2 separate regions of the Homo sapiens genome follow, and region 1 is linked to region 2. A link is a loop called in an ENCODE intact Hi-C map of the cell type or tissue named here. Cell type or tissue: K562. All regions are shown on one strand. Each heading gives the region's core, and the rest is flanking DNA. Links, peaks and the distances in the headings are about the cores only.

Region 1 (8,334 bases), core at 307-8,306, 600 kb after region 2:
AGTGCTTGACACAGTTGATTCCGAAAAAATGTTTTTTGAAATGAGTGCATAAGTCATTGGAAAGATATTTATAATGCTGTTTTTATTTGCTTTTCTCCAGTTTTAACCTGCTCTGTGACTTTATGTTTCTGCTACCGTAAATCTATTATTTGTTGCCAAATCGGCCACACATCCTCTGGTTTTATTGTGTGGTGGTGGCAGGCGGGTGGGGGGGCAATCTTTGTTTTAAGGTTTAAATTAAAGTGTAGTGCACTTCTATCCCAAGGAGAAGAAAAAGATCATATAGAGATGAATGGAAATTAGAGGTATGAGTGGTATATTAGTCAGGGTTCTCTAGAGGGACAGAATTTACAGGATAGATGTATACATAAAGGGGAGTTCATTAAGGAGTATTAACTCACACGATCACAAGGTGAGGTCCCACAGTAGGCTGTCTGCAAGCTGTGGAGCAAGGACACCAGTCAGAGTCTCAAAGCTGAACTTGGAGTTCGATGTTTGAGGGCAGGAAGCATCCAGCACGGGAGAAAGATGTAGGCTGGGAGGCTAAGCCAGTCTAATTTTTTCACATTCTTCTGCCTGCTTTATACTAGCTGTGCTGGCAGCTGATTAGATGGTGCCCACCAAGATTGACAGTGGGTCTGCCTCTCCCAGTGCACTGACTCAAATGCTCATCTCCTGTGGCAGCACCCTCACAGACACACCTAGAAACAGTACTTTGCACCCTTCAATCCAATCAAGTTGACATTCAATATTCACCATCACAAGTGGTCAACCATGCTGTCTAAACCCTGTGTATGTATGTGTGCCTGCTCCCGTGTGCATACAGAAGTGTGTGTGTAGGAATGCACATGGCGTGTATGTGTGTAGACACTTCTGTAGCACTGTCCCTGCATGTGCAGGTGCATATGCAATTATTCCCAACACTGTCCATTGAGAGGGCCGAGAAGGAGAGACAGCCTAGGAGCAATGAGGGTGCTTAGTGTTCAAATCTGTCTCTGTATGAAAAGGAAACAAGAATCCTCGGGGTGATGGCAGAGAAAGTAGGAACAAGATGTGCCAGGAATATCGTGTTGTGCCGGAAGTTAAGGAAGTGCTTAAAAACATAATGGGGGCATGTCGCAGAGACACAAGAGCCAGCCCAGAAGGAATCCCATTGGCCAAATCTGAGACATTTTGAGCATCATAATTATTAAATTCAGTAGTTAACGATAAACCTTTGAAAACCTAGGAATGTCTAAGTCCATACAGCTAATAAATAGATAAATAAAGGGTAGCAGGAGGACTCTTGATTGCAGTAGAATGCTGGGTGCTGCCTAGTAAATATGGAGGGAAAGCTGAGGACAGAAAACCATTATGTGCAAACTTTATGATAAAGACTGGGTCAGAAATGAACAGACAATGGGTGCTAGATTTGGGGGATGTTTTAAAGAAGAGCAAGACATCCTCGTGATTTTAAATATCTCCTTACAGATTGCTTATTGTTGCAAGAGGGGAAAAAAGCAGTGATTCCACAGTGGTGAAATCAAGCACCTCAGGCAGGTGATCAAAATTAATATCATCAGTGAGGGACAGTTGATCTAATATGTCTCCAGGTACTTTGAAAAGTACTCAATATCGTCTATGAGGTATGTGGGGTGAAAATGCACAATCTGAACATGTTTACAAGAAAGTGTCAGATAAACTCAAAATGGGGAACATTATACTTTTTTAAACAAGGTGAGCAGTATTATTCAAATCCTTTTAAAAAGTATTATTCAAGTTGTTATTCAATGGCATTAAAAAACAAAGAACGATGTAGAGGTGTTCTAGAAAAAATAAGGATAAAAGGATATAAATAGCAAATAAATAACTGAGCCTAGCCCAGATTCTCTTCTAGAAAAGAAAAAGGGTTATTCAGGACATCAGTGAGCCACGTGTCAGACTTGGAATGTGGATGGCAGACTAAAGTTACTGCATCAATGTTAAATTTACCAATGTTGATAAATATACTGTTACTGCTAAATGAATATTACTATTCATAGGAAATGCACGCATAAGTATTTAAAAGTAAAGATTCAGGATGTATATAATTTGCTCTCAAATGTTTAATGCAAAAACCTATGGAAAGTGTTTAGTCATATAGAGCAGATGACAGCAAAATGGGTCAACTCTAACAAGACAGGAGTCTGAGCAAAAGGTATATAAGTCTTTCTGCACTATTTTATTTATTTATTTATTTATTTATTTGAGACACAGTCTTACTCTGTCGCCTAGGCTTGAGTGCAGTGGTGTGATCTCGGCTCACTGCAACCTCCGCCTCCTGGGTTAAAGTGATTCTCCTGCCTCAGCCTCCTGAGTAGCTGGAATTACAGGCATGCTCCACCTCGCCTGGCTAATTTTCGTATTTTTAGTAGAGACAGGGTTTTGCCATGTTGGCCAGGCTAGCCCCGCCCTGACCTCAGGTGATCTGCCTGCCTTGGCGTCCCAAAGTGCTGGGATTACAGCTGCACTAATCTTATTCTTCAATTTTCAGTAAGCTTGAAATCATTTCCAAATATGTTTACTTATTTTTATTTTTTTTATTATTTTTTTGAGACAGAGCCTATCTCTGTTGCCCAGGCTGGAGGGCAATGGCGTGATCTCAGCTCACTGCAACCTCCGCCTCCTGGGTTCAAGTGATTCTCTTGCCTCAGCCTCTCGAGTAGCTGGGATTACAGGTATGAGCCACCACACCTGGCTAATTTTTGTATTTTCAGTAGAGATGGGGTTTCACCATGTTGGCCAGGCTGGTCTCGAACTCCTGGCCCCAAGAGATCCAACCACCTTGGCCTCCCAAAGTGCTGGGATTACAGGTGTGAGCCACCACGCCTGGCTAATATTTGTATTTTCAGTAGAGATGGGGTTTCACCATGTTGGCCAGGCTGGTCTCGAACTCCTGGCCCCAAGAGATCCAACCACCTTGGCCTCCCGAAGTGCTGGGATTACAGGTGTGAGCCACCATGCCTGGCCTGTTTAATGTATTTTAAATGCACCACAACATATTAGGTAAAGATTATATGAGCCCCATATTAAGTCCTGGAATTTCTGCAGACCCCTGGAAAAGTCCATCTGCTCTACTGCCTGCCTCTACTATTAACTCTCCCTCGTTGATGCGTATGGCCGTCACCTCTCTGTGCCCCATGCAGTGTGGGATGAAAAGCACTAGCGATGCTGGTGGGTGTGCAAGACACCTCTGTTTAAGTTTCAGAGATAGGAAGAGTGTGATATAATAGTACAATAAACAACTGAAAATTAATTATAAGATACCCTTGTTCTTCAATTTTCCCAGCCATCTGAGTGAATGGGGATGGTTCTCTCTCTCGGTCTGTCCTTAGGTGCTGGCCTCTCACCTTGGGGCCCTAGACCTCTCATCTTCCAGCACTTTCCAGCTCATGATCCTCCTCCACACTTTCTCTAGGCCATAATCACACTGAGCCATCCAGTGTCTCTTCCTCACCCATGCGCAACACCCAGGTCCCTAGAAGAGAAGCCTCATCAGTGTTCTCTTAACAAAAGGACCCAAAGAAGAGAAAGGTGAGCAGAAATTACCAACATCCTGTCTGCTTTACCCCCAAAACTGCGCAAAGTTCTTTACAGACATGATTTTATTTAAATGTCACAAGTCTCCAAGACATAGATATTAATACTGTTATGATTCCCATTTTCCAGGTAATGAAACTGCCACGTATCAGTAACTGGCTAAGGTTTTATGCCTAAGCTCCTAATTTTCCCTAATTAAGCCTCAAATATAAGTTTCTACTGAGATGGCTGACTTTCACCTCCAGAGAAGACAAACACAAGAGTGTGAGATGTCTGCAAAGAGAAATAAGCATAACATAGATGCGGCATACCTATTTTATTTTATTTTTATTTACTTATTTTAGAGACGGAGTCTTGCTCTGTTGCCCAGGCTGGAGTGCAGTGGTGCGATCTCAGCTCACTGCAACCTCCACCTCTCGGGTTCAAGCGATTCTCCTGCCTCAGCCTCCCAAATAGCTGGAACTACAGGCGCATGCTGCCATGCCCAGCTAATTTTTGTATTTTTAGGAGAGACGGCGTTTCACTATGTTGGCCAGGCTTGTCTTGAACTCCTGACCTCGAAATCTGCCCGCCTCGGCCTCTCAAAGTGCTGGGAATACAGGCGTGAGCCACCACGTCCGTCCTCCTATTTTATAAAGTACTTAGTTGCTATACTTTGATTAGCACCCCTGGGAAATCCCAACATAGAACTTTGCTGCCATCTAGTGCCCCTTCTGCACCATGATCCTCATTAAGATGTCTGCAATTCAGTTCTGCCTGTGTAAAATCAATACCTGAAATTATCATAGAGGGGTATAGTGTATATTTCACTTGTATGTCACATCTTGGGGCAGAGGTTTTTCAAGCCCAAACCACACTGAAATTTCTCCTGGAAATTAACCTGAAGTGCCAAGTGACTGTCACCAATCACGCTTTCATATTGGATCAATGTTTTTGTTAAAATGCTTAGCCCTACAGGACAGTTTACAACGTTTGTTTACATACTCTAAATATTTAATCTGCATAAAATACCTGTGGATTAAATATAAGTATCTCCACTTTATAAATGAAAAAGAATGTGGCTCAAAGACTTTAACTTTCTCAAGTCCCCACGGTTAGTTAACAATAGGTCTGAAACTTCAATTCATTTCTTTTTAATTAAAGCCCAGACTCCTTCCCTTCCCTTCTTTCCTGCCCCGACACCACCTTTCTTTCTCCTCCCTCCCTTTCTCCCGTGCTGGATGCTTCCTGCCCTCAAACACTGAACTCATTCCTTCCTTCCTTCTCCTCCTCCTCCTCCTTCTTCTCCTCCCCCTCCCTCCCTCCCTCCTTCCCTCCCTCCTTCCCTTCCTGCCTGCCTGCCTGCCTGCCTGCCTGCCTGCCTTCCTGCCTGCCTTCCTTCCTTCCTTCCTTCCTTCCTTCCTTCCTCTCTCTCTCTCTCTTCCTTTCCTCCTCTTCTCCTCCCTCTCCTGATTCCCTTTTTTGCTCTTTCTCTTCCTGACTCTCCCCAGGTATTTATTGTGCTCTGAGGCTGACTTCATTGAGTGGCTCAAGTCACACGCAGTTCCTCTGCCCTCTTCAGGCATGTGGCATAGTCTGGCCAGTGAGATGTAAGCAGATGCCTGCTGTGGGGTTCTAAGAAAGCCTTTAATATCCGGATATTAGGAGCTGCCCTTTTCTCTTGCCCTCTTTCTCCTGGAGTAAGGGCATGTGGCTCAAAGCATAAAATGGGGAAAACAAAACAGAGAGACTTGAAAGACTTGGGTGCTGATGTAGTTGAGCCTGTGAACATCCACCCATTCACCTGGGAGTGCACATTATAGAAGAAAGGCGTTTTTTTCCATTTGCTTAAGCCACTGTAGTCAGGGTCTTTGAAACATTCATTGGGAGCATTCCTAACTGAAACCGAGCCGACAAGTCATAGCACTGGGCGAGGACCAAGTCAGCACCTGGTGAAGCTCGCAGCTCCACCACTGTGTCCTGCAGAGGGCCCAGGTTGTAAGAGGCTGTCCCAATTCGGAAGGACAACCTTTCCCCAACCTTTTCCTTCTATAACTGCTTTAAATAGTTTTATATCAAGAATATTTCTCTCAAGAATATCAACTAGATTTGAAAGAGAATAAAAATTCAAGAGATAGAAACCATTAGAGGAAAAGAAACCACATTTTGCCTTAAATAAGAGTTGACAATAACCTGCATGGTCAAAGTGTGTTAGTTTTGTGAATCATTTTCTGGAACCCCCAGGCCACAGATATTCTACTCAGGCCAGAAAATTATAGCTTGACCCTGGCCCCATTTCTTCCTTGGTACCCCTTTGTATTCATTCTTTCTTCTTTATCCACTCCCTGATGCTCAGAACAGATACAAATAGCTGTGTGTAGCAAACCCATTGCACGTTTTCATCCCAGCTTCCCTGGAAGCTTTCATGCTGAAATAAAAACCAGGAGGAATGCATTGCAAAGAAGGCTCTGAGCAAATCACCCCTCTCCTCAGGCCATCTCCCTTTCTGTTGGGCCCATCATGTCTCCGCCAGCTCAGTGACCTTGAACTGCTGCTGCCACCCTCCTCAGGCGAGGTGCAGCCTCTCTATAGAAGGCCCCTGAGGTTCCCTTAAGCAGCTCAGGGTCTCCTTCCAGGACTTGCCTCCTCCCCTTTGTTCCAAGACCTGTTTGGAGATTTCCATCCTGCACCTTGTACTTCTAATTTTTTTACTTCTCTTTCCAGGCCCCGTGGATAGCATTGTTAATGGGACAGCTCAGTTGCTTCCATCCTTCCCCCAGATGCCCTTTCACTCTCCCTTGGCTTCATGCCACTTGGCTTTGGGCTCCTTCTTTGTGGCCACGTGGTCTTGTGTAACTCCAGACCCAGATCCAGCCAGGAGTTCAGGTACTTAACATGTGGGTGGGTGACTTTTTACAGATTAGTTTGCCTGCATTAAAATGGCATGTCAGTCCTCCTAAATTAACTTTCTATAATTCTTCTAAACATCAGGATGCTGCCACAGGGACAAACCAGGAGTGTCCCCCTGTGGCCCCCCCCCTAGAGAAATCTCCTGTCCCATTCCCTTTATCAACATGGCAGGATCATGTGTCCATTGGTCAGTGATAAAAGTTACAAAATAATGAGTCAATAGTCCCAGCTGTCAACAGATTTGGTTCAGGGGCTGCCAGATGGGCAAATAGAGTGGTAATTCCTACAGTGGCTTTTGGGTACAGGGTTAAGTCCTTCTTGGAGAGCTAAAGTCAAGGAACTTTTGGCTGACAGGAAAAAAATGTAAAAGAACTATGTAAGGGAGCAGATGGCAAGGACTTCTTCCCAACTACTGGGAGGTTCTATACTTTTCCAAGGGCCAAGTCTAACAAGCATTGATAAACTGCATCATTTTCTTCTTTGCCCCTGATATCTACACAGCTGAGCCTCTTTAACCACATCTTTCTTTCTCAGAAATTTCCAGGGAAGACCCAGTAGAGATGAGGGTGATGGAACATTTGCCACATTTCTTTGGCTTCTGCGGCTAAAGAGCGGATCCTGGTCTAGATGGGATGACAGCTTGGAATACCAATTGCTATCTTTATCTGTTCTAAGGATATAGATTAAACCTGTGTAGCTTACAGAAAGAAATTTTATTTTAAGGTGGCTACCTGAATACCTATGTCAGAGCAGCCATCTTGCCAATAGCCACCTGGGTAGGGGATAGGACTGGATTTGCCCAGATCTTACTGGTGATCATAGGATTTTGGAACTAGAAGGATCATCAAGCTCTATGGATTTTCAAACTGTGCTCCATAGAATACTATTGGGCCACAGAGTTCACTCAGGAGTTGCAGAATCAGGGGGCAGTTGAGGGGCCAGTGATCAGCCAACTTCAACCAGGCGCTCTACTTTTATTTACTGTATCTTTTGAAATGGAGCAAAGTGGATAAGATCCCAGAGTTTTAAGACAGATAACTGGGATGGATTGTATTATTCAGCATCTATATGCTTCAATTTGTAAAATGGGGATAACAATAATCATTACTAAATTTCTTATAGCAATGACCATGTGCTTGGCATCATTTTAAGTGCTTTATATTTATTTAATATTAATAAATCAATTATTTACATTTATCATGACAAGTACTGTTTTATAGAAGAAATACTGTTTACAAGAGCATTAAATTCTAGAGTCAGTTCATGAATAAGGGAAGTATATATACATTTAAAATGATCCCGATATAGTTTGGATGTTTGTCTCCTCCAAATCTCATGTTGAAATGTGATCCCCAGATTTGGAAGTGGAGCCTGATGACACTTTTCTTTAGTGTCTGGGTCCTGGGGCGGATCCCTCATGATGGCTTCCTGCTGTCCTTGCAGCAATGTGAGTTCTCACTCTGTTGGTTCATGTGAGATCTGGTTGTTTAAAAGAGTCTGGGGCCTCCCTCCTTCCTCTTTCTTCCTCTTTCCTGCTTCAGCTCTCACTGTGTCATGTGCCTGCTCCTCCTTTGCCTTCTGCCTTGACTGGAAGCTTCCTGAGAACTCCCCGGAAGCTGAGCAGATACTGATGCCACGCTTATGCAGCCTGCAGAACCATGAGCCAAATAAACCTCTTTTATTTATAAATTACCCAGTGTAAGGTATTCCTTTATAGCAATGCAAAACAGGCAAACGCAGCCCTGAAAATGCCAAGTTCTCAGAAAAGGTTATTACTTTTTACAGGGTTTGGGAATTTAGACTTGTATGAGCTCTCCTATCTCGTTTCAAGTCAGCAATTCTCAGCGAGCCTCAGCTGATGTTTTAGTTTTGCCCTCCAATGGGTTG
Region 2 (8,334 bases), core at 142-8,141:
GTAACAGGAGCTTTTGAGGCCATCTACTTTCCTTCACTGAGCTTGTGGGAGAAGACAGGGTGTTCACGAGGCTGACATCAGTGATGTTCCAGGCTTCAGGTTATCCCCGGGGATCTGGAGGTAGAGGTTTTCAGGACAATGGTGCTGCTTTCTCGACAAGCAGAGCAACCCTCTGTTTGGTTCTTTTTGCCAAATAGACTTTCACTCCTCTCCCGTGGACCCAGGCTGCCCAGAGCATAGGAGGCAAGGCCCAGAGCCCGGGGAAGCCCCCAGGGCTTATTGCAGGGCCAGAGACTTGCCAGAGCCTGCTGTGGCCAGGCCCCACTTGAGCTGGGACTTGGGCTTCTGATTCCATTGGGTCTCATACAGACCTTTGTTTTATGGATATTTAAAAATCACAGAAATGCTAAAGGTCAGGCCTGGGACCCTTGTGACTTCTTTACTGGCCCAGTGGTCACCTCTTCCATCACAAAGGTCACTGAGTGTGGCTGGGCTGATGTGATTTACCTACCTTAAAAACCTTATGTACTATGAAGGAGAATTTAGTAATGCCTTTTTTCCTAACCTTCTTGTTTTTTTGATTTTTTTTAATCTTCTCCACCCCTGTTTTGTTACAAAACACCTCTGAGTCGGATTCTAGTCTCCCCGGAAGTCCTGGGTGGTAGAGGCTTTTCTTTGTGGTGATTATGGGCTCTCAATTAGAAATTAAGAGAGGCCTCCATAGCCAGCCCCTTTGGTCATAAAGCCATCATCTTGTCCTCTGGAAAGAGGTGATAAATGACACTCAAACAGAAGACTAGCTCTGCGGGAGACCCCGGCCCTGTGACTCTTTCTGTGTCATCTCAACCTCAGGCCAGGTGTGCACATCCCGCAGGAGCTCCAGTCACCCTTGTGAATGATCCTCATTCTCTGAAAACCAAAGAGCCTGCACATGGCTAATAGGACAAGCTGCAACTCCCCCAGAGGACTCACAAGGCCCTTTCTAGCCTGGCTCCCCACTTCCCACCTCATGCCTCTCCTGGTCCCTGGGAGTCCCCACCCCAGGCCTCTGTGCTCTGTACCCTCTTGTCTGCATTGCTCCAGAGCAGCTCAAATAACTCCCCTCTGGGAGAGTCCTCGGTGTGACCCTCTGCCCCACATTATAGGCATGTGCTCTCGGCGCTGTTCTGCAGCTGGCTCTGGGTAGCTGATGGAAAAGGGTCACCACCTGCTCATCCGTGTGCCCAGCAGCTCCCAGCACCATGCCTGATGCCAGATGGGAGCCTGGGAAGAGCTTGCTGAATAATGAAGGGGCCCTAGGTGTGCATGTGAAGGTCTGAGCAGTGCCTGGACTTGTCAGAGGCTAGAGGGGTCTGCCCAGGCCCAGGGTGGGTTTGGGTGTCTGCCTCTTTCCCGGCATCTTTTGGGAGATGCAGCGGTTGGCTGCATTGCACCACCAGTATTTGGGCAGAAGGGGTCTCTGTAGGTGCAGAACACAAGTTCTCAAGGCTGCTACAGTTGAAGGAAGCTACTTTGTAGTTGAATAGATTCAGACTTCTTGAAAACCCAGCTCATGCTCATTAACTGCTATCCTGGGAGGCACTCAGGACCTTTAGTTTCTTGAAAGCAATGCCCCCCTGCATTTGGCCTCCCATTGGAAGATATGTTTCAAGATCCCTCTCCACACAGAAGACAGTTTCTTGCCCCTCTCCTCGCATCCCAAAACTCACCTGTCCTTTTCTTTAAAATATTGTATGCAAAGGAGTTTCTCCTTGTATTTGTTTCTCCTTGCATTTGTAACAGATGTAATTGGGAAGTGATTCCTGAACTAACTTTTTCTCCTATTGTTACAGGTTAATGTCAACAATCAGAATACTAATATAGTAAGAGTTAATTAATTTTTTGGATTCATACATAATTTTTAAGTAATATGCCAACTGTCCAAATACTATGTACTGGTTTTCTTGCCTATTAATTTGATGCTTCCTTTTCATATAATTTTTCCCCATAATGAGATATCACCTTACAATAGTGAGGATGGCTGTTATCAAAAGAACAAAAGATAAAAAGTGTTGGTGAGGATGTGGAGAAATTCGAACTCTGGCGCAGATGGTGGGAATGTAAAATGGTATAGCCGCTATGGAAAACAGTAGGGAGGTTCCTCAAAAAGAGGAAAACAGAACTAATATAGGATCCAGCCATTCCACTTTTAGGTATTTATCCAAAAGAATTGAAATCATGATCTTGGAGAAATATTAACATGCTCATGTTCATTGTAGCACTGTCAAGATGAGCTAAGATGTGGAAACAACCTAAATGTTCATCAATGGGCGAATAAAGAAAATGGGTAGATACAGACAGTGGAATATTACTCGGCCTTAAAAAAAAATGAAAATCGTGCCATATGTGACAACATGGATGGACCTGAAGGACAGTATGCAAAGGGAAATAAGCCAGTCACACGAGCATTAACTGATTTTCCTACATGCAGTAAGCATCCTCTTAGTCATCTCTTCTTACTGATTCCCTGCCTCTATGGTAGCTTTTATTAAGGTGGTCGACCAAGAATGGGAATAATTATGGCTATTATTTGTTGGGCATTTATTCTGTGCCAGTCCAGGGCTATGTGGTTGACATTTCTCTTTCTAGTCCTCACGGTGGTCCCACCTGGTAAGTATGGGCATCAGTGTGACATGTGGCGGTGAGTCCAGGCTCCGGACTGCACCACATGCGTTCAGCCCTGTTTTTTTCAGTTAGCAGCTGTGAAGGCTTCTGACTCACTCCAGGCCCTAGTTTTCTTATTTGTACAAAGTGGGTACTAATAGCACACAAACTAGAGGGTTTTAGCAAGAACTAAATGAGCTAACACATGCTAAACACTTAGGACAAAGCCTGCACATAGTAAGCAATTAAAAAAATCACTTTGTATTCTACATTATACAGAAAGAGAAAGTGAGTTAGAGAGATTAAGTAACTTGTCTGTGCTGGAATTCAATCCAAGGCCTTTGACCTGTTTTATGCCAAAGCTCAATCTCTTCTCAACTATGTGGGAACATGCAGAAATAGCTTGTTGTTGTCAGAACTGGGTTTTGAATGCAGCTATTGGGTTTTGCCACACGCTAACCTGCCTTTGGGCCTAGATGGTGGTTTGTCTTGGCTGGTCGGATACGGAGGGCTGGAGGTTCCTCATTTTATCCTCTTTTACTGTACCCCTCTACGTTGGCCTTCAGGGGGCGCCATTGAGCTGTATTCGCTAGGTTCCAGGAGGAAGGACCTCAGTACAATTTGAAATTACACATGATGAAAAGAAAAACTCAAAGGCCGAAATCCAAACTGCTAAGACTTTTGTCTTTATGAAAAAACAGTTCCTGAAAAACAAAATTCCTCCCCTGGAAGAATGAGAGGACTTTTCAGAAGTCAAGGTTATTGCAATGTTTTTTTTTTTTTTTTTTTCTGTGCTCAACATATCTGTACTTAAAAAAAAAAAACAACAAACAAAAACTATAAAGTTACTTCAAAATAGAACAAAACAAAAAAGCACCAAAGACACTGAAATACAAAAACTTTGGAGACCGGAGATAATTTTCAGAACCTGCAACCTTAACCTTGTCAGGGAAGGTGTTCTAAAACCTGTCTCTCCATCCACAGAATAAAACAAATGTTTAACTCTGGTTAATGCTAACAAGGATCTAACACATCAGAGAGCATGGAAGCCCTGGAAAATAATTGCGACCAATTTTCCTTTGCTGATTTGCCAAATCTGAGGTTCCAGACGGCATGACTTCCCTGGAAGCATTCAACAGGAAAGCCCACCTGTCTCCATGGCCAGCCTTAGCCCACCTGGGGCCTTGCCACACCTACTATCTGACCTCTGGCCTAATCCCAATGCCAGCCTGTGAAGCCAGCTTCTATGTGGAACCAGTGCTCTTGGAGAATTGTCAAAGCCCTATGATGACCCTTTGTCCACAAATGGTGTACAGTCTGATCATTCTTTGTCTCTCTCTCTCCTCTCAGGCATACATTAAGTGTGGGAGAGAGCTATCCTGCTCAAAAGAGAGTGCTCCCCATTCTGACACATCTGGAAATCATCTGGCAAATGTCTTCTGACCGTCTCTGAGTGAAAAAGCCTTCGAGTGCATCAGCCCATTTCAGCTCCACAACTTTCTCTTGTGATCATCCCTGTTTTACAGGATATGGAGGGGTAAGGTGACTTCAGTGTCACCTAGCTCCTGGAGTCGCTATGTCGAGGTTCTGGCTCTTTTGATTTAAGTCCAGGAGTCTATAAATGACCAGATCTTCCACTTTTGCTGAGCAGAACCTGAGGCTGAAGCTAAAATTCACACAGCTTCATCCTTCATTGGCTGTCTCTCCTCACCTTTGCAGGGCTTCCTGGGGCTGTCCTGATAAGAGAACCTTTGCTATGATCCCCTCAAATCCCTCCCTTTGGCAAAATGATTAGGGCCTATCTGATGGAATGTGAGGTACACTCAGAAGTCCCCTCCAATCTCCCGCAGGGTCCCCGATTTTGATCTTAGCCTTCCTGGCTTCATGCTCACCACTACCTGCTGCAGCCCTGGCCAGAATCCTTCCATTCTGTAGAATGCAAACACCTTCAGAAGGGGATGGCTACTTTCATCCCTAAGGTCTTACTGTGATCTGGTTTAGAACTCTTTTCTTTGCGGAAGGGGGAAAACTAGGAGTAGGAAGCAAAAGGAGAAGGGTCAGGAAGTGCTAAGGGGAAGGGATGGGGTGCTGCCTTTCCATGTGGCTGACGGCCGAACTTGGTTCTGGGTGCATGGGTTCTGAAAGCACCCTCGATGACACAAAGTGTGTTTAAATACAGGGTGTCCTGATGTGGGATGCAAAACAACACCCACCCTCTCCCCCGGCCTACCCTCATAAGCCGAATATTAATTTTACACTCCACAAACACTTTGATGGCATCAATGCGGTATAACAGTACATTCTGTTTTCTGCCATGCAGTGTGGGTGATCACTCAGTGCTCTTCGGTAGTGATGAAAGAATCAGACTCCACTGCAGAAAACACCTCATTCTATTCTCAGAAGGTCAGTCATGAGAAATGGAGCTTTCTTTAAAACAGGCTTACAGAAAACAAAAACACGAACTTTTTAGCTTATTAACGAAAAAGCTCTCCATCTGCTTTTTTTTTTGTTGTTGTTAATAAACAGATATAGTTAATAGTTTACGGATTTTAGCTGTGGTTTTTCCTTTTTCGTTTGTTTGTGAAATGTTTTTGCTTTTCAGTTTTAAGAAGAAATTTCACACCTCCCTCTGAATTTCTCATGACTTTGACTGCTGAGCTAAACTTGCCATTCTTGTACCCCGTGCTGTGCTGATAAGAGAATCTTTGCTCTGTAACCCTCAAACACAAATATCTCCCAAATGTGGAGACATTTCAGGATCTCTCCACAAATACAATCTTTAAGACTTACACTTTGGCAAATCTTCAAGCCCCAAACACCTTGCCACTCCATCAGTGGCCCTAATTCAGAGTGTATACCTCTCTGAAGGCCACCGGGGTGTGATCACGTGGGAGACATCTGAGCAATCTCCAGGGTCACTGGGCAACCCCAGACACACACAACCTGCCCAGAGGGGCCTGGTGTATTTCTTTCTCAGGCGGCAGCTGGATTCTAACTTACTGCAAACAGGTCACATTCAGTGACTTGACGCACAGATGGGACATGGCAATGTCAAGCAGCACTCTTTCTTCATCGCTGTCCCTATTTCTTCCCTCAGTGTTTCAGCCAGGGTGGTCCTGATAAGAACTCTGTGGGCAACCAAGTTCAGCTCCTGAGCTCATTTAGGGTAGATGTGGAAGGAGCTAGGTGAGGAAGGAGGAGAGCAGGCTCTGGAAGGGCGTGGCAGCCTCCCTGTCATTCTTTCTCTCTCCTCCCCTTTTCCTCCCTACTGTCCTTACATGAACGGTTTTCCTGGGTTTATCCTCTTCTCCTATAGGTGATAAAATCTCCCCCACCTCTCACAACACCTCCAATAAGGACAAAGGAGGGCTGGCATGCTCCTTCTGGTGGTCATTTGTTGCAGGACACCAGTATAGACTGTCACCCAAGTAGCAAGAAGAGAGGGGTCTCTTTTGATTTCTGGGGCGAGCCTGGCACTGATCTGGCTGGCTTACATGACTCAGCCAGGCTCAAGCTCCCCCGTGTCCCATGGCGGGAGGGTGTTTGCAGCTGTGAGTAGGTCCAGTCACAGTGACCCCAGCAGCGCCAGGTCAGGGTGGGCGGTGGGGCAGCGGGCGGGGGCGGGGGGCCTGGCAAGCCCCAGTTTCTGCTGTTGCATCTGCTGGATTCAAGCCTTGGCAACCAACTCCACCCGCTTAACAACAATTCATGGCATCTCATTACTCTTTCCTTTTCACTTTAGTTAGTAACTGGGTTCAGCCCAGGAAACTCTGGCTTCCAATCCTTGAGTGTTTTGACTTGGGGACCGTAAACTGTCTGATTTCTTGGACAAACATAATCTTGAGGAACTTTTCTCTTTACACAATGGCTAGGCTCTGTGAATGTCATGGCTCCCCATTCAGGCCTTGGTAGATTTTTTTCCCCCTTCCTACAGACGTCAAACTACTTAAAATAAATATTCCCTTTGGTTTTCGGGGCTCTTTCCTTTGGATTACTCACCTTTATCTTGGATTGGACGGCAGCTGGAAGGCAGAGATAGGGTTCATGGTGACTCTTGCACAGAGGCGGAGGAATCGCCTAGGCCAGGGAACCCAACCTAGGATTTAGTTTTTAGTGATTCTGGGGCTCACCTTTGACGTTGAAGATTTCACTGTTTTTGCCATATGGTGCCATTTATCCATGTGTGACTTTCCTATTTGGAGTGACTGCTAATCGTCTCCTTGCTCCAACTTCCCCTCCTCTGTGTCCCCTACCCAGCCACCATAGTTCTTTCCAAAGCAAATATGGTCATGTCTCCCCACCTCCTGCTACTGGGAACCTCTGAGGCCTCAGAGATAAAGTCTCATTTCTCAGTCAGGCAAACCGAGCCCTTCATGGTATGGCCCCTCTTACCTTCCCAGTCTCTTTCCCGCACACTTCCCTAGGCGGCCCCTGCTTCAGCCCCCCTCCAAACGCAGGGTGTTGGCTTATGATGTGTGAGTCCTTCTGCCTAACATTTCTCTTCCTTCCTTGTCAGAGTCCAACTTATCCATAAAGACCCATTTCAGATGGTACTGTGTGAGGCCTTCCTATACAGAAAGCGTCCCTCCATCCTTCCTCTGTGTAATATATATATTAGCAATCACTGCATTATGTTGTGGTTAACAACTTTCCAGCCATCCAAATAGCAGCTAGCTTACTTACTGTTACAATTATTATTTTAGTGCAAATAGACTAATTACCTTAATTCTTTTTCTTCTCCTTTTTTGTCCTCCCTTTTCTCATTCGTTTTGGTGGCTAGTATTATTTTTGCAAGCTTTGCTGAACCTGGTATTGTGCCTGGCATTCTAGAAAAAAAAAAACAGTTTTACATGCTGACTTTTGCCCTATCAAATATCTGCAATGCCTAGATGCAGACCAGGCATTTTGTGTCTGCTGCTATCTCATTTAAATAACACACACACTCTGTGAGCTAGATGTTTCGTTTTTTTAATTTTCACATGAGAAAAACCAAGGCTTAGCGAGTTTAAATACATTTTTCAAGGTTAGCAGTGGCATAATTTAGACTCAGGTCTCTCTGATCCCAGATCCTGTGCTGGGTTGGACTACCCCACAGAACTGCACAGGGAGTCTGTGTGTGGGAGCCGGGCCAGAAGGACTGTGCCCCAGCAGCATACTGTGAGGGTTGACCTTTCTGTGCCTTCATGCTCTGTTTGTGGGATGGAAATGGAAACCTTAACTTACAGTCCTTGGGATGGTTGCTAAGGGCAACAGGTTTGTATGAAAGCACCTGCAATTGTTAGACAGAACAAAAAAGTAAGATGACTGGGTCTTTTCCACCCTTCTCCAGTCTTATTCCTATCCCACCCTCAAATTTATAGTGCTTTCCTAGTCAGAGAGATTCACCCCTGGAGAAAGTCAGCTGCAGTTAGATTGATTGCTAGGTAAAAACCAAGGGTTTCATATCTCTAAATGGGGTGCAAGAGCAAGTGGGTCTGGTGGACTTAGGTGTGGGAATGTCAGAAACCGCGTGGAGACCAGGTCACACTGAGTGTAGGTTGGGGAAAGCTTGTAAACAGAGCGTCCGAGGAAAAGAGAAGTTGGTGGGGGAGGAACGTGACTGCCAGGCAGCATTCTCTGGGCTGAGGCAAGCCAAGGTCCAGGCACAGGGGTGTTGAGTGAGCACCCTAAGTGTCGGGATCCTGGTGACAG

The links. Peaks named below come from ENCODE experiments on the same cell type or tissue, not always from the same donor. Only the 100,000 strongest peaks of a DNase experiment are listed, where the experiment ranks them.
Region 1: a loop joins it to region 2, with 30 times the contacts of the local background. A loop is called at or near these places in 34 of 110 quality-filtered maps.

What each region holds. Positions count from the first base shown.
Region 1 is chr11:128,027,656-128,035,989 of GRCh38, reverse strand. No RefSeq gene overlaps it. Among named protein-coding and RNA genes, the nearest start is that of LINC02725, 64 kb to the left of the region's middle. In K562, for the core only: a CTCF peak has its summit at 4,272 (motif pointing left); a DNase peak (open chromatin) is centred at 4,269.
Region 2 is chr11:128,625,433-128,633,766 of GRCh38, reverse strand. No RefSeq gene overlaps it. Among named protein-coding and RNA genes, the nearest start is that of ETS1, 42 kb to the right of the region's middle. RefSeq lists an enhancer at 5,284-5,493. In K562, for the core only: CTCF peaks have their summits at 1,446 and 3,212 (motif pointing right); a DNase peak (open chromatin) is centred at 3,196.